Linked DNA regions of Mus musculus: regions 2, 3, 4 and 5 are each linked to region 1. Evidence: chromatin loops called from intact Hi-C (ENCODE). Cell type or tissue: left cerebral cortex. All regions are shown on one strand. Links, peaks and the distances in the headings refer to the core of each region. The heading gives the core; the rest is flanking DNA. Region 1 holds the start of B230319C09Rik (RIKEN cDNA B230319C09 gene). Region 2 holds the start of Dguok (deoxyguanosine kinase). Region 3 overlaps Gm38844 (a long non-coding RNA gene). Region 4 overlaps Tet3 (tet methylcytosine dioxygenase 3). Region 5 overlaps Tet3 (tet methylcytosine dioxygenase 3).

Region 1 (5,000 bases), core at 1-5,000:
TACCAGGCGGGCGACTACAACTCCCCCAGCCAGCAGTGGGTGGCCAAAGGAAGCGGAGGTGGGAAACTGGATTCTGGCTCCCAAGAGGGTAAGCGAGCCAATATGAGCTCACAGTTCTCTCAGCACGCACGCACAAACAGTATCACCAATGCTTCTACTAGCCTGGGGTCCCCCACAGTTCCTTCCCAGATGACTACCAACAACTCCCAGCCTCACCAAGGCATGCCAGCTCCCCCAGAGAGCCATCACTGGGCTCTTCCTTCCTAAGAAGCTGTTTCAGAAGCAAAATCCACCACCTTCAAGGCTTTGCTTGGGAAGAGGCCAGGGAATAACCCTGGCCTTCATATCCACCTTGTAAGTTAGCCCGGGAACCCCTGACACACAGGAGGAAGCAGAACCCCACCCCGCCGGTGTCACCACACAGACAGCAAGGTGGCAGAGTGCCATTTCCAGCACCCCCTCAGTGCTTCCCACAGCTTTCCCAGGAAGCAGGAGGTAGATCGGCAGGAAAGACTAGGGGCATGCAGGGACACTCACAGCTCGCCCACCTGCTACCTAAGCAACCAGGCTCAGGGCTTCCTCTGTGCAAGGCAGAGCCCCACCAGGCCTGGCCTGCCCACCTGTCACCACACTCATCCCAACCTTTGCTCTTTAGAGGCAGCTGAGGTGTTCTTTTCTGTCCCAGTCCCCCTCTCCTCCCCTCCCCAACCTCCTGGGCCAGAGGCTACTGCTGAGTAATTCCAAACTTAGAGTGAGCCCCTGGCCCTGTAAACCCGGGCAAACTAGAAGGAACCTACTGAGCGGGACCTGGCTAACCTAGGCAGATTAGTCATAGATTCTTGATCAGATTCTCCCCAGACTCTTCATTCTCCTCTCCCCAAAACCTACACCACCCTCTGAAAAACCCACCTGGAATGGCTCAAAGCCCCTTTCTCTGCTTCCCTCACACCAGGGAACACTGCCTTCCCAGTCTCCCAGACACCAAGTGGCACAGAATAACAGCAGACACCCGCTGGCTTCCCAGCCATGATGTTGCATCAGCCCCCACCCTACCCAAAATATCCTCACCCCCACCACCTCCTCTCCTCTCTTCAGCCATCTCCATGGTGACAGCAGCATGACTAATGACACCCTATCAGCTTCAGACTCAGGAGTGCAATTCTCCCTCCCCCTTACTGTCTTTCACCCCCACTTCCCCGAGACAACGCACCCCGGGGATTTCTGCAGATTGGAAGCAAACCAACAGTGCCAGGGCCATTCTCCAGAGATTTCCAGAGGCAGGGGTGGGAAGTGGGTTGTACGTCTTTAAAACACACACACACACACACACACACACACACACACACACACACACGCACATGCGCACACACGCACAGCGCACACATATACATACAGTTCAACAAACCAAACGCCAAACCCCAACTGCACCCAAACCATCCAGCTGAGAAAGCAAAACGAATCCAAACAAAACCCACACAGGCCTGAGAATTCATTGGCCGCCCACACTCGCGCCGCCCCTCCCCCTCAGCTGCTGCTACACACACAGTGGGAGATTAAGGGATCACCAGAGGAGACCCTTTATTTTTATCCAATCCAGTCAAACACTTCACCCCCACCGTGCAAGCCCACGTATACACACACGCACACATACACACACGCACACATACACAAGGGCAAGCGCGCACGCACTCACGTACACACACACACACACACACAAACACGCAGGGTACCTTGACAGTCGCCCCTTGTGCCCAGGGCCCCGTTCCTTCACGAGCATTTATTTCCACCTGCAAAAGAAGCCAAAGACACTGGTGAGGCAGGCCGGTAGCAGGCAAGGAGCAGAGCAGTCCAGCACAGGCCCCAGCACACTGGAGGGGAAGGGCCCGGAGAAGAAAGGCTGGACGGGACCATCTTCCTGCTCCAGCTGCCTCCCCAGCACTGTTGGGCCCCTGCGCCTTCCAGTGTTTTGTTTTCCTGCTTCGGTTCTCCGGCCTCTGGAGATCCCCGGGACCCGCTCGCGGCCTGCACACGGCCTCCCCTCCCTTCCAGGCCCAGCGCTCTACCTCGGCCGGCCTCCACTACTGCATCGGCCGCCGCCGGGCCTCCCATTATCCCCGCCGAGGGAGCGCACCGAGGGAGGCACTGCAGAGGCGGCGGCCAGCTGCCGGCTGCTCCCGCCCCGCCAGGCTGGTGTGCAAGGGGGCGGCGCGCGCGCCAGCCAATCCCGCGCCCGGCCCTCCCCGCCAAGGACCTGCCCAGCAGCCAGGCAGGGGCCTTGGTGGAGGGAGCCATCGCCACAAGGGCTGCTTCCCAGGCAGGCCGGGGATCCCGGGGCACCCTCCTACCCCTGGCAACATACACAAGACGTCCCCTGCAGTTCTAGCGGGTGCAACTGGAGTACGGCGAAGGGGTGGGGAGCGGCAGTATGTGGGTATCCCATACCGGCCACTCTCAGCCAGAGCAGAGCTGGAGCTCTGGTTCTCCAAGGAGAATCCAGGGCAGCAGAAGCCTCACATCCATCCCCCAACCCCGCCCCCCGCTTTGCAGACTGCAGATGAGTGGAGTAACTTACCGAAGGTGACACCGCTAGAACACAGCATAGCTCAAACTCCAAGCCAGGTCAGTCCTCCCTGAAGACCATATCCTTCGCCATTCTATAGTTCTACTCCCCTGCCCTCTTACACCCCACTCGGAAAACTGGCTATAGCCCATATAACCTGTGCTTCCCCAAGTCCGCTATGCCCTCTCCGGCATAGCCTTACAACCGAACAGTACTGAAATGCAATTTTCTTAAACAAGTTTCTCTTCTGGAGAAGATCCACCAGATGACCCGTCCAAAAAAACGCCCTGGGCTCCCCGCCCTTAAGAGTTTCCTTCTAGTTCTCTAACTATAGGCATACCAAGGGTTCGGTGACCAGGAGACCATGGTGGGGGGCGGGGGGGGGGGATAGCAAGGTCCTAGCAATTCACCTTCTGGGATTCAATACCCAGGCATCCTCTTTTGTCCCATCCCCCTCTCGGAAGGGGAACATCCAGGCTTCTACCTCACTTTGGTACCCACATATCCCATTCCTAGCCTGTGGTAACTTACCTCTCTTAGCCTCTCTCTGCTCAACTGAAGAATGGAACCAGCAGCCATTTCATGCAGCTGTGAGGGCCTGAGAAGGCACAGAGCCACTGCCTGACACAAGGTAGGTGCTGCTGGCTTCCAGCACTCTACATCTCTGCCAGAGCTCAGGGTGCCTTCTCATTCTCACGGATGAGTAAGCTGAGGCCTGAGAGAAGTGACTCACAGATGAGCACCCCTGCTCCAGTGACTCGTTCTATTACCCATTCCACCCCAAATGCAGAATTGTGCCCCACCCCAGGGCCCCCAGGGGGTGTTCAGAATCAGATAAGTTCTTTAGGAGCGGGCCAAGCCTGCTTCTGGTATATGGAGGCTTCAGGGCCCACACCTGTCTCCCCTTTGGCACAAGAGGCAGTCCTACTGGGTCCCTCCCAGAGCAGACAAGATAAAGGGACAATGTCCTAAATCATGACTTGATGTGACAAACTGCATGTTTGTCTTTTAACTCACTCCTGACCAGCCTACATGAATCCCCTTCCTTCTCCTGGTTCCCTAAAGCCCTGTGCTATTAAGCCCTGTGCATATGCACCCCACACAGAGAGACAGTGTGGACAATATCAATACTGCCTCTTCTATGGCAGTCACAGTGCTTCAGGCCCCCCCCCCCCCGCTACATACCAAGCCCTGTGCCAACCATGCTGTAGGTTCATCTCATTTTTCTCTACACACAGCTTGTTTTCAGGAGAGGGATATGGAGAGTATTGGAGGATAATGAACAATTTGCCCTAGAAAATTAGTGGGCAGGAATTCAAACCTGAACCCTTCTCATCCTCTGAAACCCCTTTTTCTCTCTAAGCCCAGGAAGATATAAAGACAACTGGGTCACTTCAAGTGACCACTTCCTGACAAACGGATCTGAGAATACTAATATCTTCACCCTTCCCAATGCCGCTTCCTGACCCCTCCCCCGCATGCTAATGTACTGCATGGCTGAATCCAAACAGTGCCTCCCTCCCTCTGCCAGGCCCTCTGCCAGCAAGCCTTCCCAGCCAGGCTCCTCCCGGGCCCCAGGAACAACATTCGGCCTCTTCTGCAGCACCAGTCACATTCAAGCAGTCCTTTATTTACAGTCGGTCCCCACGTGGGTGGGGCCCTGTCTTCCCTCTTTCCTAGGTCTACACATAACTGGAATGTGCTGAGCTGAGTTCTGTCTCAGGAGTGTGGAGTGGCAGGGGGCTGGGCACTGAGACGAGGAGGCCCCTCTCCTGGTCAGCCTGGGGGTGGGAGGGTTGGGGGCGAGCACCAACTCACCTAGAAAGGGAAGACCTGCCCCTGTGGACTGCCTCTTCCTCACAGCTTACAGGAGCTCCCCTAACTTTAGGTACCCACGATATCCTCCAGCAGCCCTTGGCTAAACCGAGGGAGGGCCCCTTGTTCCCTCCCATCTTCTCATTCCAGCTGCCTCCCCGAGAGGCACCTGATCCCAGTCAGAGACACATGCCAGGGCCACTGAACCAGGAAATTCACTTCCCACTGGCCTTCCTCATCTATAGGCTCCTCTTTCTACATGTGGGCCTCACGGTGACCAGCTCTAAGAGGTACTGGGGATCCTTCCCCCATCTTCCATCCTGGCCAGTCAGACTCTGCTGCACTTGCTGCAGGAGAGAGGCCACAGAGAAGGTCATTGGGGTCCCTTGCTGGAAACACACTGAGAATCTGGAGAACATGGCTATCCATAGACCAGACTCCACACAGAAACAGGAACTCAGACACACACTGGAGAGAGGAAGACTTCTAGTGAACCAAGCCTCATGGGACCCCACAAGTAGGGATACAACACAAAGTTCTTACTTAAGCCTAAAAATAAACCAACACGCCAGGAATTTTCCATACCCACCCTACAGATGGAGAAACGATAGAGAGTTCTAAGTAC
Region 2 (6,195 bases), core at 605-5,604, 65 kb after region 1:
GAGGGTAAGGCAGCTTTGCATCCCAAGAAGGAAGCAGGGAGAGATGAATGCTGGTACTCTGTATAGGAGCCACGGTGCACGGAGCCAATAAATATAATAACAGTTGTAAAAAGATTCCAGAAACTCTCTCTGGTCACTATCTCTCCCCGCTCTTTTTTCAAAGACAGGGTTTCTCTGTGTAGCCATAGCTGACCTGAAACTCAGAAATCTGCCTGTCTCTGCTTCATGAGTGTTAGAACTACACTCCTACCCAGCTAATTTGCCCTCTTGACTAGATCATTTTTTTTAAAAAAATCTACTAATGTGTTTCAATCTTTCACAGAAAGAAAAATAGCCTTAACATCAAGGGCCTCAGTCTTTTCCTTCAATATAGTCTTCTGGCTTTAAATACCACATATATATATACCACATATATATGTATGTGTGTATACACACACACACACACACACACATATATGCATCCTCCACTCGCATACCCACGAGCTTATTCAATACTTCTATTCTACTTGGCTATCTCATAGCCACATTGAAACCCAATCATGCTTAAAACCAACTCTTGAAACCACTAACACAGTCTGTTCTTCCCAGACTTCTCCGTTTAAGACAGTCTAAGCTGGGTGTGTTAGTGCGCAACGGTAATCCCAGAATGGAGGAGGTGGAGGCAGAGGATGTATGTTAAAGGTTAGTTTGGAGCTGCATCGGGAGTTCGAGGCCAGCCTGGACTCTGTAAGCAAGAGTTTGATGTGGGAAGAGAACAAAAGCAAAGCTCATGGTCTGGGCTGGGCAGATGGCTTAGCAGTTAAGAGTGTCTCCTGCTCTTCCAGAAGACCTGAGCTTGGTTCCCAGTGCCCATATTTGTGGCTCACAAACACCTGCAACTCTCCCTGCACTCACACACACATTCTCACACCCAGATGTAGAACTTAAACAACAAAACAAACAAACAAACAAACCAAAAAACCCAAAAAGGACGGGGGATGGACTTCAGTGGCAGAACATTTGGCTAGCATGCACAAGATCTCATGATAAAATAACTAAGTAACTAAGTAAACAAATATACATTAGAAAACAATCCAAACTAAGTCTTCCAAGCTGTTCCAGTAAAGATGACTGAGGTTATCACGGCCTCCTCCAGAACACACACCTCATCTATCACCAGGCCCCCCTGGCCTACCTTAAACTCTAACTTTCACCGGGGTCCAGCTTAGCTTGTTATACTGCAATGGCTTCCTAACTGAAACCTTCCACTTCCTATGCACTGAGCAGAGATGCTTTCATCTCTCAACACCTCAAACCATTGAATGGCTTCCTGTCTCAGGGTGTTATCCATGGGAGGCCTGTCCTTTTCTGATGAGAAACGCAAGAATGGATGGAGGGTAGTGGAGGGAGAGGCTGGGAGGAGAGGAAGGAGGAAATTGCCGTTGGGATATAATATATAAGAGAGTAAAATTTAAAATTAAGAAAACAACCCACGATAGTCTTTGGGATCTACACAACCCGGTCCTCCTTCATCCACCTGATCATTTCCTCCACTGCCCTCCTTGGTGACTCTACTTTGGCTGGAATGGGTTCCCTCCTGCTCACTGAACACACCATTCTATCCCCAGGCCTTCCGACTTGCTCTGCCTGGAATACTGTTGGTCAGCTGCCCACCTCGCTCACTCCCCCACACTGTTCAGGTTATTGATCCAGCATCCCTTCACCAGTGAGGTACTTGGCAATTACTATATTTGGAAGACAGACAACCACCCTCAACCTCTCATCTTACTCATCAATAGCTCATCCACTGTTTATTTACCCCGCTTAATTAATTTCTGTAGCTTTATTATGTATCACTTCCTATTAAAGTGCAGAATTTTTATTTGATCTGGTCATGGCTGTATCCGTAGGGTCAAGGAACAGTGCCAGCACAGAGAAGACACTCAAAGGGCGATTTGCTGAATGAATAAAACGAGAAACTATTTGCTGCTAGAATGTCTTGAGCAGCCCACACCTGATAGCATTATCAGCATCTGTGCAGAGCTAAGTACCCTCAGAATTCAGCAACAGTGAGTTGAGCCATTTTCCTTCCATGTTGCTTTTTTGTTTTTTAAGATACTGGGTTACTTATAACAAAATATATAATAAGTATCTATTTCTAAATTTAAGAAGCATGATCCTTCCTAACCAGGCAGGCAACTTTCTGTGAGTTTGAGCCCAGCTTGGTCTAAATAGCAAGATCCAAGCCAGCTAGGGCTACACAGTGACTGTTTCAAAACAATAGAACACTGTCATAATAATTTGTAGTGCAATTAACATGGGGGTACAGCAAAATAGTGAAAATGGAATCTGTTAAGAATTGATCTAAGCCAGGCGGTGGTGCCACATCCCCTTAATCCCAGCACAAGGGAGGCAAGGGGCAGGCGGATCTCTTCTGAGTTCTAGGCCAGCCTGGTCTACAGAGCGGGTTCCAGGACAGTCAACGCTACACAGAGAAACCTTGTCTCAGGGGAAAAAAAAAAAAAAAAAAAGTCTAAATAAACAATGGCTCATTTTTTAAGTGTATGCCCCAAATACTGCATGTGACACACCAAAATTATCTTAAACTATGTAAACTGGACATTTATTTTTATTTTTGCTAAATCTGGTGATGCTATTTTAGGAAAAGAACCGGCACACTGTCGCATCTATTTCTAGCGAATGAAACATGCCAGTAAACCAGTATAATTCTGGGGCTATCTAAAGCCTGCGTCAGGCTATTACGTCCCCGTGGGTGAGTAGGTGGGCGGGTACTGGGGCCCAATGTCTCCCAAAATCAAAACCCGCGGTGCACTGTGGGAGAAAGGCCTGACATGCAGAACCGGCCGGCAGGTTGGGCGGTGGCAGCAGAAGGGGTCAGGTGGGCAGGGTGGGACAGATCTGAGGCCAACTTCTTTTCCCAGCCTCTCAGCCACCTACTCGGCGGAGGCCAAGGCTCGACAGCCACTTTCTGGCCCTTACCGATGTTGCCTTCAATGCAGAGCCTTCGGGGGCCGCCCCCGTCGTGCATGGCCCTGGCGTGTGGCGCGTCCACGAGCGCGTTCCGCAGCGGGGAACGGAAAGACGCTCGGAGACGACGCAGAAGGAACCGACCTGCAGCCATCCTACCCAAGCCGAGCAAGGCGGGCACTTCCGCCGAGAGCACTTCCGCCTGCGATCAAGCGACGCCAGCGCACCTTTGACGTCAGAGGGCCGTCAGGCAGGAAGTGGCTGGTTTTAGCTCTCTAGGCGGGTGAGGCCGCAGGAGCTGCTCTGTTCTCGCGACATTTGCAGGGACGATGTGGGAGTGTCTCGGTGTTGTGGTGTAGGAGGGTGTGCTGAAGTAGAGTTCAGGCGTCCGTAGCCCTCTCATCGTTTTAATTAATATGTGTATATTGCATATTAGTATGGTGTACAGGGTGAGTCGCAGGACAGTCAGGGCTACACAAAGAAACCCTGTCTTGAAAAACAGAACAACAAAAATCTTGTTATACTTATTTATTTTGATATTTTGAGACAAGGTCTCATGTAGTGCAGTTGGTCCTCCTGCCTCCCCGTCCCAAGTGGTGAGCCTACAATGTGTGTTCCAGCATGCTCATTACGTATCATTTTACTTACTCATTAATGGCGCACTTGTAGAGGTCAGGACGACTTATAAGAGTCTGCTCAAACTCAGGCTATCAGTCTTGGCAGCTAGTGTTTTTACCTGCTGAGCCGTCTCACTGGCCCTAAGATAAATGCCTTCTTCCTCCATACTTTGGGACTTTATTGCCTACAGGAAGAGACTGGACTGTTTTAAGCAGGAAGGGAACAATCCAATAACTTACACAAGTAATGTTTCGCATCCTGTGTAACTGTCAGCACAATGTTGGACCATTTATTTTATCACACCCCATTTTATTTTGACCTTTAAATAGGTAAATGTTCACTTGGAGGAATCTCATCAGGATAACGAGTTGGATTAAGCATGGTATTGGCTCTGTAAGAATGAATCCTGGAGAGGAGACATGTACAGGACTATATGCAGTGAGTGAGGGGAGAGGAGGCATGGAAGAGACTTTCTGAAACATAAAATCTACAGTCCTGCAGTTGTTGGAAAGATGTGACCTGTGGAGCCTAGCACACACAAAGCTGTGGGCTGGATCTGGAGCAGAGAACTCCAGTATGGTGGCACACGCCTGTAATCCTAGAACTTGAGAGGTGGAGGTAGGAGGCTCAGAAGTTCAGTCATCCTTGGCTACACAGTGCATTGGAGGCCATCTTGGGATGTACGAGACTAGCTCAAAAAGGAGGAGGGGGCTTGCAAGTTGACTAAAGGCACTTGCTGCTAAGCCTGTTCACCACAGGGTCACAATCCTCAGGTCCCACGTGGTGAAATGAGAGAACCACCACCTGAAAGGTGTCCTCTGACCACTGCACTTAGCCTTGGCTACAACAACTATAATCTAGGTAGGATTCTCGTGGAGATCGGAGCCGCTAAATTCTATCCATTGCCACTGCCACACACCAGTAACCATCACTGTGCAGAAATACCGATTACATTTCTTTGCTTGTATAAAATCAGAGCTGGGAAATACTTAACTGCCCCTGTCCCCCAAAGAATGAGAGTCTCTCTGTCCTCGGGGTCATTGTAATTGAGAGGCTGAGTCAGGAGTAGTGTTGCCAATTCAAGCCCTGCAGGTCAGCCTGGGACACAGTGTGAAGCCTTGCCTTAAAGAAGTTTATGGTTATTGAGATGAATTAAGCTGGAGAGACTGCTCAGCGGTTAACAGCACGACTGCTCGCTCTCCCATAGGGCCGGAGTTCAATTGTCAGCAACCATATGTTGGCTTACAACCATCTGTAATGGGATCTGATGCCCTTTTCTAGTGTGTCTGAAGAAAGCTATTGTGTGTGTGTGTGTGTGTGTGTGTGTGTGTGTGTGTGTGTGTGTGTATACACACACACACACACACACACACACACACATGACTCAGCATGGGACTAGAGAGATGGCTTAGCCGGCTGTCCTTCTGCCTCAGCCTTCTCAGTAAAGGCAGGTCATCATGCCTATCTATTTCTTTTTTATTTTGGATTTATAGAGTGAATTAATGAACCAAACCATCTTTATCTAGTTACCTGCCAGTTACTCTGATGCCACTATTGATAATGATCTTTTTATCCTTTTTATACTTATTATATGCTATGCCATTCATAAGAATTAATCAGGCTGGGTATGATAATAATAATAATCACTGCACCCTTGGAGGTAGAAGCAGGGCAATTAAGAGTTCAGGGTATTTTCAACTACAAAAGGAATTTGAAGTCAAGCCTGGGCTACACAAGACCTGGTCTGATTTTTTTTTTTTCAGAATCTCTTTGGTTCTATTCTAAATTCCTAAGAGAAAGAGCCTGCAGCATGAAGCTAGGGTTTTATAGAACAAACAAGAGCTGGGTTAGTTACTTTTCTTGTTGCTGTAGCATGATACCTGACACAAGCAAGGTATGAGAGGAAAGGTTTGTTGGCTCTTGGATTCAAAGGATTTCAGTCCAGGACAACGGATTAAGGCCCACCTTAGAGACAGACCTACCCTCCAGACATGCCTCATCTCCTGAAGGCCTGAGTGTCCTAGGCTGGGGACAGATTCAAAACACTAGCCTGAGAGCGACATTTTGGATTCTAGGATCAGGGCACCATCCTATGCCCGAGGAAGAACAATCAACAATCGAATGCACCATTAAAGTAACTCCTCCCCAGAGGGATTAGTTCCTATTGATGGTGTCCATAGAGTCTTTCCAAGCTCTGGAGCTAGCCGGAGGAAAGTCCTGGCCCGTTGTGTAATGGGATTCACTCCCGTTACCTTGGGGAATGAGTCACTTTCCCGCTCCTGGTGGCTGTGAGCCATCTGCTGGAGTTGATGCATATGGCTGATGCAGCCCTGCCAGACACTGTCAGGAAGGTTCCCTTCACTCATTTCACATTCGCTAAGCATCTGCTCTATGTCAGGTCCCCTCAGCTCTCCCAGTGCAGCTCTGAAGGATGGATTATTTTTCTTTCTTTACCCGACTCCCATTTCCCTTCAGAAAAGGGCAGGCCTCCTAGGGATATCAACCAAACATGGCTTATCATGTTGCAATAAGACTAGGCACCTCCACTTACATTAAAGCTGGATGAGGCAACCCAGTAGGAGGAAAAGGGTCCCCAAAACAGGCAAAAGA
Region 3 (6,195 bases), core at 502-5,501, 99 kb after region 1:
AGTAATGGAGAGAACAAGGGAGGAGAAAAACAAGGATACAGGTTTAAACAACAGGATTAAATCCTACTTACGGAGCACAGGGGCAGATGTGAAATGATCACTATTCTCCCCCCAGCTGTAGACAACAGGCTCTGGAAAATGACCCTCAACAGAACTCCACCAGGCTGTGGAGAAAATGGAGAGAGGTTCTTGATCTTACGAGAACAGTATAGGGTATGTGAACAAGGGAAATTGCTCCCTTTTCTGTGAGAAGGGGAGGAATGATAAAGGAGGGCCCCAAGAGGGTAGTCTGGGAGATTTACAGCAGCCATAATGCTTTATTCTAGTCTGGGTGCCAGGCCCAGCTCCATGGACGTGCTCTCTGCTCACCTGGGCAGAGAGAGGAGAATGTGGATGTCTTTCTGGCTAGTGGCTTTGTCAAATGGGTACAGGACAGGTGGTTGGGTTTGGGCATTCTTATCATTCCCAGCTCCAGGGGACATCTAGTCCATTTAGAACTCCTTCAGTAAAAGGCTTCCAGTTGGTCCTCCTGGGAGGGTCAGCGATGAGAAGATGTTGTGTCAACATGACCACATAACCCTCTGTCTATACAGTCATCTACTTAAATTTTTTATTATTGTGTGAATTTGAATGTGTGCTTATGATGTGTGTAAGTGGGTCTGTGTGTCATAGTGCATGGGTGGAGGTCATAGGACAACTGTGGGTTCATTCTTTCTTCCCATGGGTTCAGTGGAACTCAGGTTGAAGTCTTGATGTACGAAGCCCCTCTTCACACTGAGCTGAGCCCTATGTAATCATATTTAATCTTGGCATTACTAACTTAAAAAAAAAGTTGTAGACTTTGAGGCCAGAGGAGCTGCAGTCTCTTATGGAAGTCACACAGTAATGAGGAAACCAAGAATCTACCTCTTCGGGGTCAGTCTAGCACCCTGGAGCCTGAACACGGTTCCTTTCCTAGCGCTAAGAGAACCTGGTATTTGCCAAGAACTCTTGGCGTGGTCACTTGTGATGTCGCAAGGATGAGATTCTCACAACACAATGCAAATAATTTCAGATTCACTTTTGTATTAGTTACTTTTCTGTTGCTGTGATAAGATATCACTATTTAATAACATATAGAAAGAAGGGTTTATTTGGGCTTATCATGGCAGGGAGAGGCAGCAGCAAGCGACAGGCATGGTAAGAGAACTCTCACTCTCAACCATAGGCACAATGCAGAGAGCAAGTAGGTTGCTGGGAAAGACTGTAACACTCACAGCCTGGCTCCAGCCTCCTGCAGGTTCCATAACCTTCCCAAATAGTGCCACCAACTGGGACCAATGGTTCAAATACCCAAGTCTGCGGGGGATCATTTAAACTACAACACTTTTCATTTGAAAACTTACTGCAAATATGAGACCGGTTTTATTTTTGTTTTTAATTTTTTTTAATGTATACATACACACACACACACACACACACACACACACACACACACACACACACAGACTTTGTTAGAGCCAGGCTCTAGAGAACTTCCAGAGAAGATTTCAAACAGATCTGGGATATATAAATCATTGCAAAGTATAATTTAGTTGAATGTGGAGGGAAAGAGATGAAGAAATCAAGCACGAAGACAAATGGATTCAGTAGTTTTTTTAAAAAGCATAATAAACTGTGGGCTGGAGAGATGGCTCAGTGATTAAGAGCACTTACTATTGCAGGGGACCCTGGTTGGACCCAGGACCAACATGACAGCTTATAACCAACAACTCCAGTTGCAGGGGCTCCAGTACCATCTTGTAGCCTCTGTAGACACCGAGTACAAATGTGGTACACAGACATAACATATAGGCAAACAGTCACACACATATTTAAGTGTGAACCACATCACTTCTCCACAGTAGATGAGCTATATGAGGTATGTCATAATCACCTGTACAGTAAACCCAGCTGAGACACCTGGATGTCCGTCACTGGTTTAGTGTATGAACTCCGTCATACCTGGAAGCTCTGATATAATTTTTTTTCTATCTTTCTTTTTGGTGACAATAGTACTGGGGTCATCATCATCATCATTATTGTGTTGTTATTGACAACAGTGGTGGTGATTTCTTGAAATAGGGTCATGTGACCCGGGTTGGCCTCAAACTTAACTATGCAGCCAAGGATGGGCATTAACGCCTTTGTCCTTCTGCCTCTGCCTCCTTGGTGCTGGGATTGCAGATGTGTACATACCGCCATGCCCCACACTTACTCTATGGTTTTTGTCTTTAAAGTTTGTTTTTAGGTTTATTTAGGGGTGTGTGTGTGTGTGTGTGTGTGTGTGTGTGTGTGACATTCCAGGCAGGATACTGTGGGCTTGCATGTACACAAGTGTGGGATACGTGCAGTAGCCTGGAGGAAGGGATGGGTGGGCTTCAGAGCAAGAATGAGAAAGCCAGAGCACCAGGGACATGATGCTCAAGGGTTGTTTGGAACAGTATCAGAAAGAGAGAGAGGGAGGGAGGGGGAGTGGAAGGGGGAGAAGGAGGGGACTGGGAAGGGGGAGGGGGAGGGAGGCTGACAGAGAGACAGGGAGACAGAAGGAAACGTTAGCTGTTCCCACTGAGAGCTCAGACAGACAGAAGCAGACAGGCTCTGTGGTGCTGCCTGATGGATGCTCTGCAGCATCTGCCTCCCTGGAGTATTTTTAAGCCAGTGGAAAATACCCTGCAAACGCTGGCTTTTAGGAGATCCTCTGTAGCCGTTTCTCTCTCACAGCTTCGCCATTTGACTTTTTAAAGGTTGTTTTGCCTAACTAAGAGTTCTTTTTTTTATCCAAGTGTAAGAAAAGTAAGACCCAGGGCTGGAGAGATGGCTCAATAGTTCAAAACCCTTGCTGCTCTTACAGAGGACCAACATTCACTTCCCGGCACCCACAGCAGACCAATTGCAGCCCCTGTAACTCCAGCTCCAGAGGTTCTGGTGTCCTTTTCTGGCCTCCTTGAAAACTGCCTTGGTGTTTAGTATGTGCATGGTAAAATTTTGCTGAATAAATGGAAGGAGGAATATAAATAGCAGAGAGGATCCTCTCTTGGGTCTCTCAGTCACTGTCCTGTGTACATTTGTAATAGTGATATTGGCCTTGTGCTGTCACAGGAACATAGCTCCTTTCTCCACATCTGCTTCTGGAGGTCAGAGGTTATAGTAATTTTTTTCTTCATATTTCAAACAGTGCTGTGCACATAGTAGGCACCCTTAAATGAATGAGTCATGGTCTGGATGTATGACATGTTTCATGGAGCATGTCAGTACCCCCTAGTCCAGCTGCTGTTACCACAGCACTGGATACTACTATTAAATATGCTTAGCTCACACTATTGGTACTACTGCCCATGGCCTTAGGTTCTCCTCATACACGGCATCTGTTTCAGACATCTGCTGCCTCCCCTGGACCAGCATCCACTCCTGCTTCTAATACTACCATGGTATTGTTTGGATCTCAAAGCATGCAGGTTGGATGGAATATAGGCTTGCAACCCAAGCCTGACCAATCAGAACCTTCCATCCTTCTGGCCCACAGTGACTGGTCCCAGGATGAGTTGTGGCCAAAGTCATGATCCAACAATTCCAGGAGTTGTGTTGAAACCCAGAAATCATTTTCAACTAGATTTATCAGGACAGTAGGCTATTAAACTATAGCTGTCTACATTACTTTAATGGAATAACTCAAATGACTAGTCCTGAACCAAGGAAATGGACACTGGATCCAGGTATGTCTGAACACCGATCAGATTTTCTGTCAGTGCAATGAGAATAATTTGAGCCAATATAAAATTCCTTTCTCTGTGGTTAGCTAAAGCCTCGTGTTATAGTTATTAAGATGGTGTGCTTTCAAAGCCATGGTGCCACTGGGATTGAAAATACTGTATGACCATATCCTGGGTTTACCATGAATCAATTAAAGCTCTTCCAAGTCTTGGGAAATGGGTAAAGGCTGTACTGAGTCTGAGATGCTCTGGATACAGGGCTGAGGGATGACCATGGTGGCAGCATGGCTAATGCGTGGGTGGCACAGAGCACACTGGGATAAAGGTTTGCTTTGGTGCAATTCCATTAACATTTCTTAAAAAGGTTTCACTGAGAAGCTTGGCTGAGCCTCCTGCCTCAGCCTCCACAGCGTGGGGATTATAGGATCACTGTGCCCAGAACCATTCACTTGTTTAAAAGGCAAAATGAGGTGACGATAGGGATGCAAAGGGGTTGCAAAGCTATAATGCCAGGGAACAGGCAGAGGAGGATCTAAGAATGGCTGTGCTTCCTTTTGTGTGGGAGATGGTTCCACTTCCACCACCCACCAGTAACCATTGTGGTGTTCACCTTAAGCAACGCTCGCCCGTGTTTTCCAAGCCCAGAAGGCAGAAACAACGGAAGACTGTTGCAGCAGCTCTTCTCTGGAGGAGGGTGACTTTGTAGAAAGCAGTCTTTCACAGGGGACTGAGCAATCTGGAGGGCCCAGAACTGTGGTCGAGACTTCAGGCATAACAACAGCAATTCATTTCCTAGGCTGTTCTCAGCTATCCACCCACTAGGCTTTGTCCAAAGATTTCTGCTCGCTCTTGAAGGCAAGGTTTATGTTGAACAAGTTCCAGCGGTGAGGTCAGCCTTATGGAAAGTTTCCATATATGACATGTGTCTGAGCTTTGCCCAAGAGCATTACCAAAGCCCCCTCACTGAGCCTGCCCGGGAAGCAGGTCTTGGCTGGGTTCCCACATCGAGGGGGCAGTGGAGTTTTGGTTTCTGGATAAGAGATACTGTCCTTTTTGTCCAGTTACAATGCAGTATATGTTCTCTCTAGTTGGGAAACATTTAAAACAGAGGGGGAATGAAATCTCATAATCCTACCCTTTGATATGAATTCATCCTTTTCTGAATGCATATGTTCACATATATTTAGGAAGGCAGCATTGTTGGTAAGAGTGAGAGTATCAATTTGGGAGGCTAGAGAGATGGTTTAGCTATTAAGAACACTTTCTGCTTCTGTAGAAGACCTGGGTTCTGTTCCCAGCATCCTTCATGGCACCTCACAACTGCTTGTAACTCCAGTTCTAAAGAAACCAAAGTCCCTTTTGGCTTTGCAGGCACCTGTAAGTACACAGTGCACATAAGACATATGAGCACACATGTACATATGCATGTTAGAAAAACAAATTCTGCTATATCCACTCTTCTCTCATGTTAGTGCCACAGATCTCTAGGTGACCTTTAGTTTGCCACTCATGTTCCCACCCCAGCCTAAGCATTTCTCAAGAAAAAGCCAGCACAGTGGACTTAGCAGGGTGGGTGACTCGGCAACCACACCATTGACTTGGATGTAACCAGGAACTCTGAAATGCTTCAGTGCCTGGGCTGAAGGTTGTCAGGCTTAAGGAGAAAGTGGGAAGACACACTTTGAGACAACAGCAAAACGAGAGAAGACTTCCTGCCTGTGGAGGAGGCAGCAGGCAGGCAGGCAGGCACACTGACTAATTATAAGTGAAGTGGAACACAGTTCAGTGTGGCACACACCATCCCATTTGGCCGCAATCAGACTCAAGTGTTTGTGTGATGATGCTCGGTCAGACAAATCACTCTGGAGCACAACACAAGTGAGCTGTTTTATTATAGAAGAAAATAACACCCTGACCTTTTAAATAATACACTTTAAACAAGATCCATGTATGGGGGCTGTGAACGCCTCATGCACATCCCACCAGAATGGTAAGCTCCCTTATTAATGCCACAAACAATAAAAAGCCAAATCCTTCAAAATGGCTTCTACAGTTTTGCACAGATGCCCCTATTTAGTCCAAAGGCAGAGATGAACAAGTTGGGAGGTAAATTTCAAGAGGAACAGAAGGCCAGTGTTTGGATCTAGAGAAGTATTTTCTCTTGCATCCTAATTTTTGAGTTAGTTGCTTGGTGTGATTTGGTCATTTTCACATTTGTCTTAAAAAATAAGATGATTTCAAATTAAGGAAAAACAACAACAACAACAACAACAACAACAACAACAGTCTCCCCTTAGTGTTGACCCTTTCCTATCCTGTCTTAAAAGCTTACTCAACTCCATGGGGGCAATAAACTGAACGGGATATGCAGCTTAAGAGGGGGGTAGGACTCTTTTTATAATTTACATTTATTCGCTTTTTAAATTAATTGATATGCGTGTGTGTGTGTATGTGCACACACACG
Region 4 (5,000 bases), core at 1-5,000, 59 kb before region 1:
TCAAGGCATGCCAAGCATGAGGGAGGAACTCAGTGAATCTCCTTAACAACATAAAAGCCATCTTCTTTTAAATAGATTTTCAATGTCTTTTGCAGACAAGGGTCACTTGCCATCTGGAATGCACTCTCCGTCTCTCTCTGTACTGACTGAGCTCCTGACAGGCTATGCACATCTTCACTCACTCTGGGCTTGACTAAGAGTGTATCCAGCTATCTCTCAGTATGGGGTACAGGCTTCTTTGAAGAGTGCCTCTGAGGATCACCCTTTAGGACCTAGGACCTTTAACAAGGCATCGATGAACTTAGCGAATGCATGTTAACATCTAAGGAGACCGGTGACAAAAGCATCTTTCTTTAAACAATTAACATGATATTCTTTAAAAAGATGGATTCGTTCCATGTATGCTGTGCTTGTGTGAGCGCACACACCTGAGCATATGGAAGCCAGAGAGCGCATCAGAGCTCTCGGAGCTGAAGCTACAGGCACTCTCGAAACTGATGGCTTGCTCTCTCTGGGTGCTGAGATCCAAACTCCGGTCCTCATGCTTGCACGGCAAGCACTATGCTAAGCCATCTCTCTAGCTCCAACATGGGCAGGCATTTTTAAAAGGTTAAGTAAAAATATCCTTGTATTCTGTAGTGGATTCAGTTTGAGTATGACATTTAAGTAGGCCATTTAGTAAGGCATAATGCTATCGAGATGTCTGCAGTTTGAAGGCACCTCATACTTTGTCTCATCTGCTCTACTGTCATGAATCACTAGACCCCAGATCAACCCAACAAGGGCCCTGGTCTTGGGTGCAGCTCAGTGGTACAAAGGCTGGCATGGTTAATCCCCTTCATTACAAAGGTTCTTGTAGACAAAAGCCAATGGCCAAGGTGCTCTTCCCCCTCTGTACTGATGGCTTTCTTTAAGGAGGTTGCTGGAGGACAGTCCCACCATGTAGCCTAGGCTGGTTTAGGAACAGTCTTCATGACCTTAGACTCCTAGGGGTGGGGATTACCCGCATGTATCCTGCCAGTACTTAGACTCCCTTCCCCAAAAGCTTCCTTGTTGCATTTCCCTGACTGAAAAGGAAACAGAGTTTCTTTTTTCAAACACTGAACTAGGCCGTCTATCTCACTCAGCTCTTAGGGGAAGTGTTTCTGACCACATTAACAGGCGAGGGCTGCCAGTCCCTTATAGGAAGTGCTTGCACACACCATTCAAAGCCTCTATAGCAGGGCTTGACATGACAGCGTAGCTTTTGTTTGGTGCCTGGACAGGTCTCAGCACAACAGGCTTTATCAGGACACAGCCCCCAAGGGCAGGCCTGGGACCTAGGTCTATCTAGGGAGCCCAGCTGGAGGCTGGCACAGGGCTGCCGCAGCACTCACAGAGAGGGACTATCATATTCCCTACAGGAGGGTGAGCTGAGGACACTGGTGCTGGCTTTCTGACCAGCTCCTTCCCCATTGCCCTGTCCTTGTGAGAAAAACTCCTCAAAGGTTGTACTGGAGACCAAGAAGAAAGGGCTACGTTGCCTACCCAGCTGGATTCTTTTTTTTTTTTTTTTTTTTTGTTCCTTTAAAACAAAAAATGTAAGACACTTGAGGGAGCTATCGTGGTGTGCGTGAAGGTCAGAGGACAACCTGTCAGGCTCTCCTTTGGCCATGAGGGTTTAAGATTACACTCAGGCTTGAGAGCAAGTGGCTTTACCCACTGAGCCATCCCACTGGCCTCCTTTCCTCTTGGAAAAGAACTTGACAATCGATTCCCGCTTTGGTTCCTTCTCCTTACATGCCTTACTTCCTGGCTTATCATGAAGAGTGTAAACTACTCTGAATCTGCGAAGACTGGCTGAAGCTTGCTTCAAGGAGGACAGCGAACAGCTTGGCCTACGTTTTGTTGTTGTTGTTGTTGTTGTTGTTTGGTTGTTTGGTTGGTTGGTTTTTCAAGACAGGGTTTCTCTGTGTAGCCCTGGCTGTCCTGGAACTCACTCTGTAGACCAGGCTGGCCTCAAACTCAGAAATCCGCCTGCCTCTGCCTCGCGAGTGCTGGGATTAAAGGCGTGCGCCACCACGCCTGGCTGGCCTATGGTTCTTAAAGGTTGGCCCCTGGATTGTTGGCAGAGTCTCACTACTTGGGAGCCAGGAGAGTAGGCAGGTTCTCAGGTCCCACCAAGACCCAGGAGGAGGCCCAGCGTCCTGACTGTGCTGTCATAAGTCCTCAGCAGCTTTGGACTCCTACTTCAAGTTGAGAAGCATTAAACCTGGATGTCACCAGCATAAGCTCAAGGGCACTATTGAGAACAGTCCACTAACGCTCATAGAGCCCTTCATCAGTGCCAGGCTGCAGAGGATCCTTTCCTTGATGGAAGCCAAGGCTCTGGGTAGTGGGCCATCTACAGACTGGAGCTGGACAACAGACTCCAATTATCTATTAGCATCAGGACCTGGATATCCAGGATGGTATGATGTCCATAAATACACTGGGGTATTTTAGAATCTATTTTCTATCTTTAAAAATTTATTTATTTTATGTATACGAGTACACTGGTAGCTGTCTTCAGACACACCAGAAGAGGGCATCAGATCCCATTACAGATGGTTGTGAGCCACCATGTGGTTGCTGGGAATTGAACTCAGAACCTCTGGAAGAGCAAGCAGTCAGTGCTCTTAACCACTGAGCCATCTCTCCAGCCTCCTTAGAATCTATTTTCAACTCCATCATCTCCTCCAGATTTGTGCCCTGCAAACAGCTAAATGCCATCAAAATCCCCTTGATGTCAGTGTATGTCCCTCCCTGACTCTGGCCCACCTGACAATACAGTGAAGAAAAAAATGAAGAGAGGCACAGACAATGTCAGTTGGTACAAGACACAAACAAGGCCCTCATAAGAAATCCATCGCCCACCTGTTTCCCTTCTTACTCCAGAATAATACGACATCTGTAAGCTAAACTCAGAGAAGAGGGGGAAAGACAAGCTGCTAGCCAAGTGTGATCACAGGCTCCGTATTCAAGAGATGAGCCTGGAAGAATCTGTCTTATGGGAAATCAAATTAGCAGCGAGTCCATAGCGAGATAGTCCTGTCAGCGAGATTCAGGGCGGTCTGAGAAGGCAGACTCCCACTAGCAAAGGGAAGCCCTCACAGTCCCCTGGGGTGGGGTAGGCAGACCAGGCTCTCAGCTCACTGGCAGCCAATATAAGATGGAGTCACAACCGGGTCCACGACTCCTTCCAGTGGAAACAAGCCACATACTGAGGAAAACCAAGCACCCCCAGCTCTCGGAAGGGCTCCTCCCTTGGATCTGTGTCTGAAGACCCTATAGTTGGCTGTTATTTTTAAAACAGGAAGGAAAAATAGGCAGAGTCTACAATACGCTCTCCCAGCTCAAACTTGAGCAAATAAAGCCCTGCAAACTCTTCGCAAAACCACTGGCCAAGCCTGGGGTGGTGGGTCAGACCCAAGACTTAGAGGCAGAAGCGGGAAAACTAGGATGGTGTCAGATACACAGTTAAGTCTGAGGTCTGCCTGGGTTAGGACCCTCAACAAACTAAAAAAGCAAAACACCCCCCCCCCACCACCAACAAACAAAAAAACCCAACAGTAAAAGAAAGTGACTATCTAAATATGGCCTGGTGCAGTCTGCAAACTATGTCAGGTATGCAAGGAGGCCTATGGCAAGGACATAAAGACGTACAGCTGAGTCTCTTGTCCTGGGCTCAGGCGGGGCCCTTTAAATCAGGACTTCATTTAGAGTGGGTCTTTGATCAGACAGACTTTTCTGGTGGTTATTTGGAATAGAAACATTTCCAGATGGCATAGGAAATGAAGAATGAATACTGCAGGTCAGCGACCCCATCTACTCAGCTTCCAGCGGATCCAGTCTCCATCCCATTCCCTATGCTTTGACAGGCTTAGCCCGGCTCCCCCGGCACGCAAGACTAGGCTTCCATGTTTGTAGAACCTAAGCCACTAAGCCTTCCATAAAACGGTATGTGTATGCACAAGCAGATCTAGACCACCTTTGCTTAGGTTTTATTTAAAATTCTAAATGGTTAGTTTTGAAAATGTCGGTGCTCACATGCGACACAGCCCACCCTTTTCTGGGCACTTGTAACAAGTACTTCAGCTTTCTATGCCTGTTCCATCTATGTGCATGGCACGTCTACCCATATTCTCATGCCAGCTCTGTTTTGTAGATAAGAAAACAGTCATAGAACTGCCCCAGGGGACTCAGTAGGAAGTACAGGATCCGGGTGAGACTCAGGTAGCTACCGCATCCACACTCTTAGCCAGAGAGCTACACCACACTCCACAGACAGCAACTCGGGACTACTATCTGCTGTGGCCTGTGCACAGACTTTAAAGGCTCTATGTGAGCCAGGCATGGTGGCACACACCTTTAATATCGGGACTCAGAAAGCAGACAGAGTCTCTGGATTTGAAGACAGCCTGGTTTACATAGTAATTTCCAGGACACTCAAAACAAACAAGACCTCCATAAAAAGTCTTTATGTGAACAGATTTAAAAAAAAAGAAAGAAAGAAGAGAAGAGAAGAGAAGAGAAGAGAAGAGAAGAGAAGAGAAGAGAAAAAGGAGCTTTTAAATAACCCCATGGGAAAGCAGAGGCAGGCAGATCTCTGAGTTTGAGGTCAGCCTAGGCTATAGAGTGAGTTCTAGGACAGCCTGGGCTATACTGAGAAACCCATTTTTAAAAAATGGAACAAACACAAATGAACCCCCTGCTCCCACTCAGTACTGAATTGGTAAGCTCTTGATATCGTCAACACCCTGTCCCCCAGCCCCCATCAAAAAGAGCCATAACTCAGACTTTTCCTCTAAAGTGACCTAAAAAATAACAAACCACTTCTGTAGCAGTGTGTACCCTGACCCCCAAATACCCAGAGTCTTTCAGAACTTCCTGGATAAATGTGCAACATCGTCTTATATAGGAAATCAGGACAGAGTCCACGTATGGAGTAATTTGGGAGGGGGTGAAGAAACAAGGGAGCA
Region 5 (5,000 bases), core at 1-5,000, 70 kb before region 1:
TGGGTCAGAGGGTCTATTGGCTCTTGCTTGATGGATCTGTTGTAGCAACTGGAACTCTGAGCAAAGGGAGAGGGGTCCCTGGATGCTGGGTGGAGCTGGGGGACCTTGGGTAGCAGATATTCCTTGGGGCCTGGGTAAGCAGGCTGCTGGTGGTGAGGGATGGGGTGGTGGTTGTCTGTGGCAACAGCCTGACCTGGCAGCTCGGCAAACTCAGCACCACCGTAGGCTGGGTTCAGGCTGTTGTGTAGAGCATGGAGGTCTGGCTTCTTCTCAAAACTGCCTCCACTGCCCCCATGCCCCCAGGCACTGGGACCCAGGAACTGGGAGGGGAAGACAGGGTTGCTTGATGGAAAGCCATAGTAGCCAAAGGAGGGAAGTGTGTACTTGGAGTGGAAGCCGTTGACAGAGGCCAGGCCAGGCTGTGCATAGCGCGAATGGTAGGAATACACACTGCTCATGCTGTAGGGGTCGGAGGGCCGGCAGCTGCCCAGCACCGAGTAGCTTTCCACCACCGCATTGCCACTGTACTTAAAGGAGCTAAAGTGGTTCTGAGGCTCCACCTTGAGGGAGGGCTTCAGGCTTTGCTGGGACAATCCACCCTTCAGAGACAGGCCTGGGGAAGGCAGAAGGCAAAGCAGAAGATGAGACATGTGCCACAGTCTAGCAAGGTCTGGGTGTAGAGGGCGGGAGATGGAAGCTCCTTCCTTGCCTGACAAGTGGATGGATGAGATGTTGAGGTGAGCTCAAACCTGGTCTGGACTTATACACTGGGCTCCCCTTGAGATTCCCAAGGTGGAGAGACACAACCTGTGCAGAACCTGTGTCCTCTCCACCATCACTTTTCTCTCTGACCCCAGAAAATGCCTTAGTTTCAGCTGAAGCTCATTTCTCCCACGTGTGGGTGTGGGGGCGCAGGACCTGCTGCCAGGGAGGAATGGGAGCTCAGACACCCACAGCGCACTTCCCACCTCTGGGCCCTACCGCAATGGCCTCTGCCTCAGACAGTCAGAGCATGCTGGAGCAGCCAAGTGCTCTGGGCGATTTATATCTAGGTACTTCACAGAACGTCTTTCTGAAGGACAGAGTGAGCCACATCAGGATGTTCCTCCTAAGTGGCCAGTGTGCTGTGAGGTGAGGGTAAGGCCCCTTAGGGTGGTAGCCCTTGCTTACCTGGGTCAGTGGTGACTCCAGCCAACTCCAGGGCCTCCTGCTTGATCTTCTCTGGCGTGCTCAGTTTCTCCTTCTGCAGCTTCTTCTTCTCGGCCGCCGCCTTCCTGGCTTCCAGCTGCCGTTGGCGGCAGGACTTGGCAGGCTCAGGCAGCCGCCGGACCTCTCTGGGGAATGCTGTGAGCACCTGGATGGCCCCACTACTGACCTTGGCGTTCTGGTTTTCCTCGCTGCCAAACTCATCCGTGCTGGCCATCTTGTAGAGGGGCAGCACGTGCAGTTGCTCGTCCTCAGGGATCTGGCCCACGCAGCGATTGTCTTCCTTGGTCAGGGTGCAGACCTGCCCCACACAGGGAGAGGAGATATGGGACAGGAGTCCATGCCTGGAGAGAGCGTCCAAACCGTCTCCTCCCCACGGCCCGACTGCCAGCCATCTGTCACGTCCCATCATGCTGCCCTGGCTACTAAGGTTCTAGACACTAACAACACAGAGGCTGGGAGGGAGCGCACACATGCTCAGTTTCAGTTGTGTTATCTCCTGTGCCCCTGTGGCTGAGCTGGGACTGGGGAGGAAGCTCTGCCTGAAGCCCACCACTGCCATCACTGAGCAACACCAACAGGCTGACACCTTCCTCTGGAATCCTGACTACTCAGAGCTGCTGCTTCTAAGGTAACCTTTCTTTTTATTAAACATGACCTCAGAAGCCAGGTGTGGTGGCGCACGCCTTTAATCCCAGCACTCAGGAGGCAGAGGCAGGTGGATTTCTGAGTTCGAGGCCAGCCTGGTCTACAGAGTGGTTCTAGGACAGCCAGGGCTACACAGAGAAACTCTGTCTCGAAAACAAACAAACAAACAAAGGTCCCGAGTTGAATTTCCAGCTGCCACAAGGTGGTTCACAACCATCTATAATGGGAGTTGATGCCCTCTTCTGCAGGCTTTGTATGCAGATAGAACACTCATACATATAACATAAATGCTGTGGGGTAGGGAGAGGCAAGAGAAATAGGGGAAGATGTTCAACCTCTTCAGCGAATAAGAGGCCCACCTCACTGAATTAGGCCGCCTGACAGGACCCTGTACTGCAGGAAACTGAACAAGCACTAAAAGCCTGTGACTGTCACCATCTCTATGGGGAGGGGGTGGGCGCTCCAGAGGAAACTATTTCTGCCCTGAGCTGTAGGGATTCCTCATGGCATATGGATGGAGAGAGTGTGACTCACCAACTGCCCATCATCTGTGGGGGAACTGGCTAAATAAATAGCTGATATCAGAGCTACACATGAAGCTCCAACAAATTTAAATGTGAATCCATACTCACTGACACAGAAAGCCCAAGTTACCACTGGCTAGGAAAAGCACACTACAGGACAGCAGGTAGACTCTGACCCCCATGTAGATAAGAGTTTTATACAGCTATGTGGCCATGGTCATACACACAGCCGTAGAAGGGGTGGCCACCAAATGCTGACTGTGGCTATCTCTAAAGACTTCAGAAAACGGTTTTTAAACGTTTTTTTTTTTAATTCTATGTATGTGTTTATATCCATGTGAATATATGATGTATGTCTCACAAAGGCTAGAAGAGGGCACCAGATTCCCTAAAGCTGATGGTGGCGACACCTGAAAGGGTTTGCTGAGAAATAAACTGAGGGTCTGTCTCCTGAAGGGTAGCAGTGCTCTCAACTGCTAAGCCAGCTCTCCAGTTCCCAACTCTCCAAATTCCTATAAGCAGATGGCTCAGCTCTCTCTTGCCTCCCCCTCTCTCCCCATGGCCGGCCTCTACTTCTCTACTCTCTCTTTCTCTCTGCCTTTCTCTTCTCTACTACCCTCTTAACTCCTCTCCCCATGCCCTGAATAAACTCTATACTAAAAAAAAAAAAAAAAAAAAAGCAGATGGCTCAGTGTGTAAAGCTATCACTGTGCCAACTGGAGGGCCCGAGTTACATCTCCAGGACCCACAGAAGAAGCCAAGCACAAGTGGACCTCATCTTACTGGCTACCCAGCCTAACTCCAGGTGCCAATGAGAGACTGTCTCAAAAACGACACTAAAACCTTTAGGGATGGACAGCTTTACAGGAGCACCAGAGATCGACCTTTGTCCTCCAGGCACATTCACATGCATGCATGTGCACGCACACACGGCTGTCCACATGCAGAGACCCAGCTGTGTACAGGCACGCAGAGACTAAGACATGAGAAGTTTGAGAGTTTGGCTGCTGACAGTTAATCTTTAATAGTAAAGCGTGCAGGAGTGTGGAGAGCAGGTGGCCTCCCCATGCTCTTGCTTCTGCCGGCTCCCCCAGTGTCACCACCTCTTGCCCCCTCTATCCTTGAGGACTTGCCCTTGCTAGCACCTCAGTCTGGGACCCCAGCCTTCTCCTCAGCCCCTGCAGTCCAGGCTGTACTGAGCCCAGCTGAAAAGCAAGCACAGCCGCCCACAGCAGCACCCGTTCCCTTGAGGGTGTCTCCACCTCAGTCAGCCCCGACTCCCCGTCTTCTCCAGCACACGCATGCAGACCCACTCATTCAAACCTCCCTGCCTGCTCTTACTCAACCATGTAGCCTAGCAGGCATCTCTAGGAAGACTTCCATTTTTTATCCCAAACCTCATCTACTGCTCAGTGAATTCACACGTTGGCTCTGGTTCCTCGCATGCCTCCTGTCACTGATCTGAGGGTTATCTCTGTGGAAGGGCAGGAGCAGGCCATCTAAGCCAACACTACCTAGGGCTTCAAGAATCCACTCTACTTCCCTCCTCACAAGTAGCAAAACCCATTAGTTGGCTCCTTCCGCTGGTCCCAGGCTTCCTTACCACAGTGCACCCATTGTAGAGGTTATGTTGGTCCTTGTGGGCGTGGGCACAGAAGTCCATGCAGGCTGTGACCCCTGAGAAGGGTCTCCCTTCCTTCAGCCCCAGGCGGCAGTCGATCGCCACATCCTCATTGGTCACCTGTGTGAATGGCCAAGAACAGTGGTTCAGAAGGCCTGAGTGACCAGCCCCGACGCTGCCCCTGGGATCCAGATCTTAGAGAGGAGCAGGTTAAGATCAGAGCTGTCGTGTGACCCTGGGCCATTGAGGGAAGGCTTTCCAGTTGAGAGGTCCTGTCTCTGAAGGAATGGCTCTCTCCTAGGTTAGCGCAAGCTTGTCTGCCTGGATAGATGGGAACTCAAGCTCCTCAGAGGAAGCTAGGCCAGAGGCACTGCAGACCACTGGGGAGGGGAAGGGGGGGAGGGGAGCTAGGGGTGACTAAGGAAGGAGTCTTATCAAAGCACACAATGGCTCCAAGAGACCTCTAGGTTGAACGCACTTTAAAAACACAAAGGAAACAATACTCCCAACTCTCCAACGTCAGGGAACTTAAGTAAAAACTGCACATGACAAAGGCCCTTGGCTTCAGTACCTGGTTCTGATAGGCCTGGGGTGCGAGCCGCTTGTAGAGGGGAGCAACTTCAGTGGCCAGATCCTGAAAGCTATTCCGGAGCACCTCCTCCTGCAGGAAGAACAAACAATTAGGTACATTCAGAGCTGCTCAAGCCGGCAAACTTCCTGCCAGAAATGAGCCCACCAGAACCATTGCTGGGAAGACAGGAAGCCAAGTGCGTCCAGGGTCTCAGCGTTCCCCTGGTGTGTCCATTTTCAATGGGGATACTGAGGCTCACAGGAAAAGCCACTATTGGAAGGTGCAGTCATCCTGACAGCTAAGCTACTCCATCAGTCACACACAGCCCCGTTCAGCCCAGGACAAGAGAGCAGGGTCTTGCACTCAGAGCTGAATACTGTGGGTCACTGGTGTAGTATGGTGGGCGGGGATTTTCCAATAGGTGTGGAAC

Evidence for each region. Hi-C counts contacts between places; a loop is a spot of excess contacts. Peaks named below come from ENCODE experiments on the same cell type or tissue, not always from the same donor. Only the 100,000 strongest peaks of a DNase experiment are listed, where the experiment ranks them.
Region 2: it touches region 1 in a loop (7-fold over the local background); 15 of 42 quality-filtered maps call a loop at or near these places.
Region 3: a loop joins it to region 1, with 12 times the contacts of the local background. A loop is called at or near these places in 3 of 42 quality-filtered maps.
Region 4: it touches region 1 in a loop (4-fold over the local background); 9 of 42 quality-filtered maps call a loop at or near these places.
Region 5: it touches region 1 in a loop (3-fold over the local background); 8 of 42 quality-filtered maps call a loop at or near these places.

Annotation. Positions count from the first base shown.
Region 1 is chr6:83,439,487-83,444,486 of GRCm38, forward strand. Tet3 (tet methylcytosine dioxygenase 3) reads right to left here. Exons shown (of 12, transcript NM_001347313.1): 3 at 1,731-1,787. It overlaps B230319C09Rik (RIKEN cDNA B230319C09 gene), which reads left to right and starts at 2,269. Exons shown (of 3, transcript NR_028382.1): 1 at 2,269-2,619; 2 at 3,101-3,191. In left cerebral cortex, for the core only: a CTCF peak has its summit at 2,179; DNase peaks (open chromatin) are centred at 34, 445, 1,170, 2,214 and 2 more places; H3K4me3 peaks cover 3,612 bases; H3K27ac peaks cover 4,603 bases.
Region 2 is chr6:83,503,769-83,509,963 of GRCm38, forward strand. It overlaps Dguok (deoxyguanosine kinase), which reads right to left and starts at 3,201. Exons shown (of 7, transcript NM_013764.2): 1 at 2,980-3,201. The coding sequence starts at 3,121. In left cerebral cortex, for the core only: a CTCF peak has its summit at 3,187; DNase peaks (open chromatin) are centred at 2,795 and 3,184; H3K4me3 peaks cover 1,595 bases; H3K27ac peaks cover 2,195 bases.
Region 3 is chr6:83,537,618-83,543,812 of GRCm38, forward strand. The region is part of intron 2 of Gm38844 (a long non-coding RNA gene); the gene reads left to right. Stambp (STAM binding protein) reads right to left here. Exons shown (of 10, transcript NM_024239.2): 10 at 5,589-6,195. Among named protein-coding and RNA genes, the nearest start is that of Actg2, 4.5 kb to the left of the region's middle. In left cerebral cortex, for the core only: no CTCF peak of the experiment used is centred there; DNase peaks (open chromatin) are centred at 2,636, 3,412, 4,399 and 5,450; H3K27ac peaks cover 2,933 bases.
Region 4 is chr6:83,380,732-83,385,731 of GRCm38, forward strand. The region is part of intron 5 of Tet3 (tet methylcytosine dioxygenase 3); the gene reads right to left. Among named protein-coding and RNA genes, the nearest start is that of Mir6374, 18 kb to the right of the region's middle. In left cerebral cortex, for the core only: a CTCF peak has its summit at 2,539 (motif pointing right); DNase peaks (open chromatin) are centred at 1,118 and 2,935.
Region 5 is chr6:83,369,213-83,374,212 of GRCm38, forward strand. It overlaps Tet3 (tet methylcytosine dioxygenase 3), which reads right to left. Exons shown (of 12, transcript NM_001347313.1): 9 at 4,571-4,660; 10 at 3,982-4,119; 11 at 1,171-1,507; 12 at 1-613. Among named protein-coding and RNA genes, the nearest start is that of Bola3, 22 kb to the left of the region's middle. In left cerebral cortex, for the core only: no CTCF peak of the experiment used is centred there; DNase peaks (open chromatin) are centred at 2,360, 2,960 and 3,655.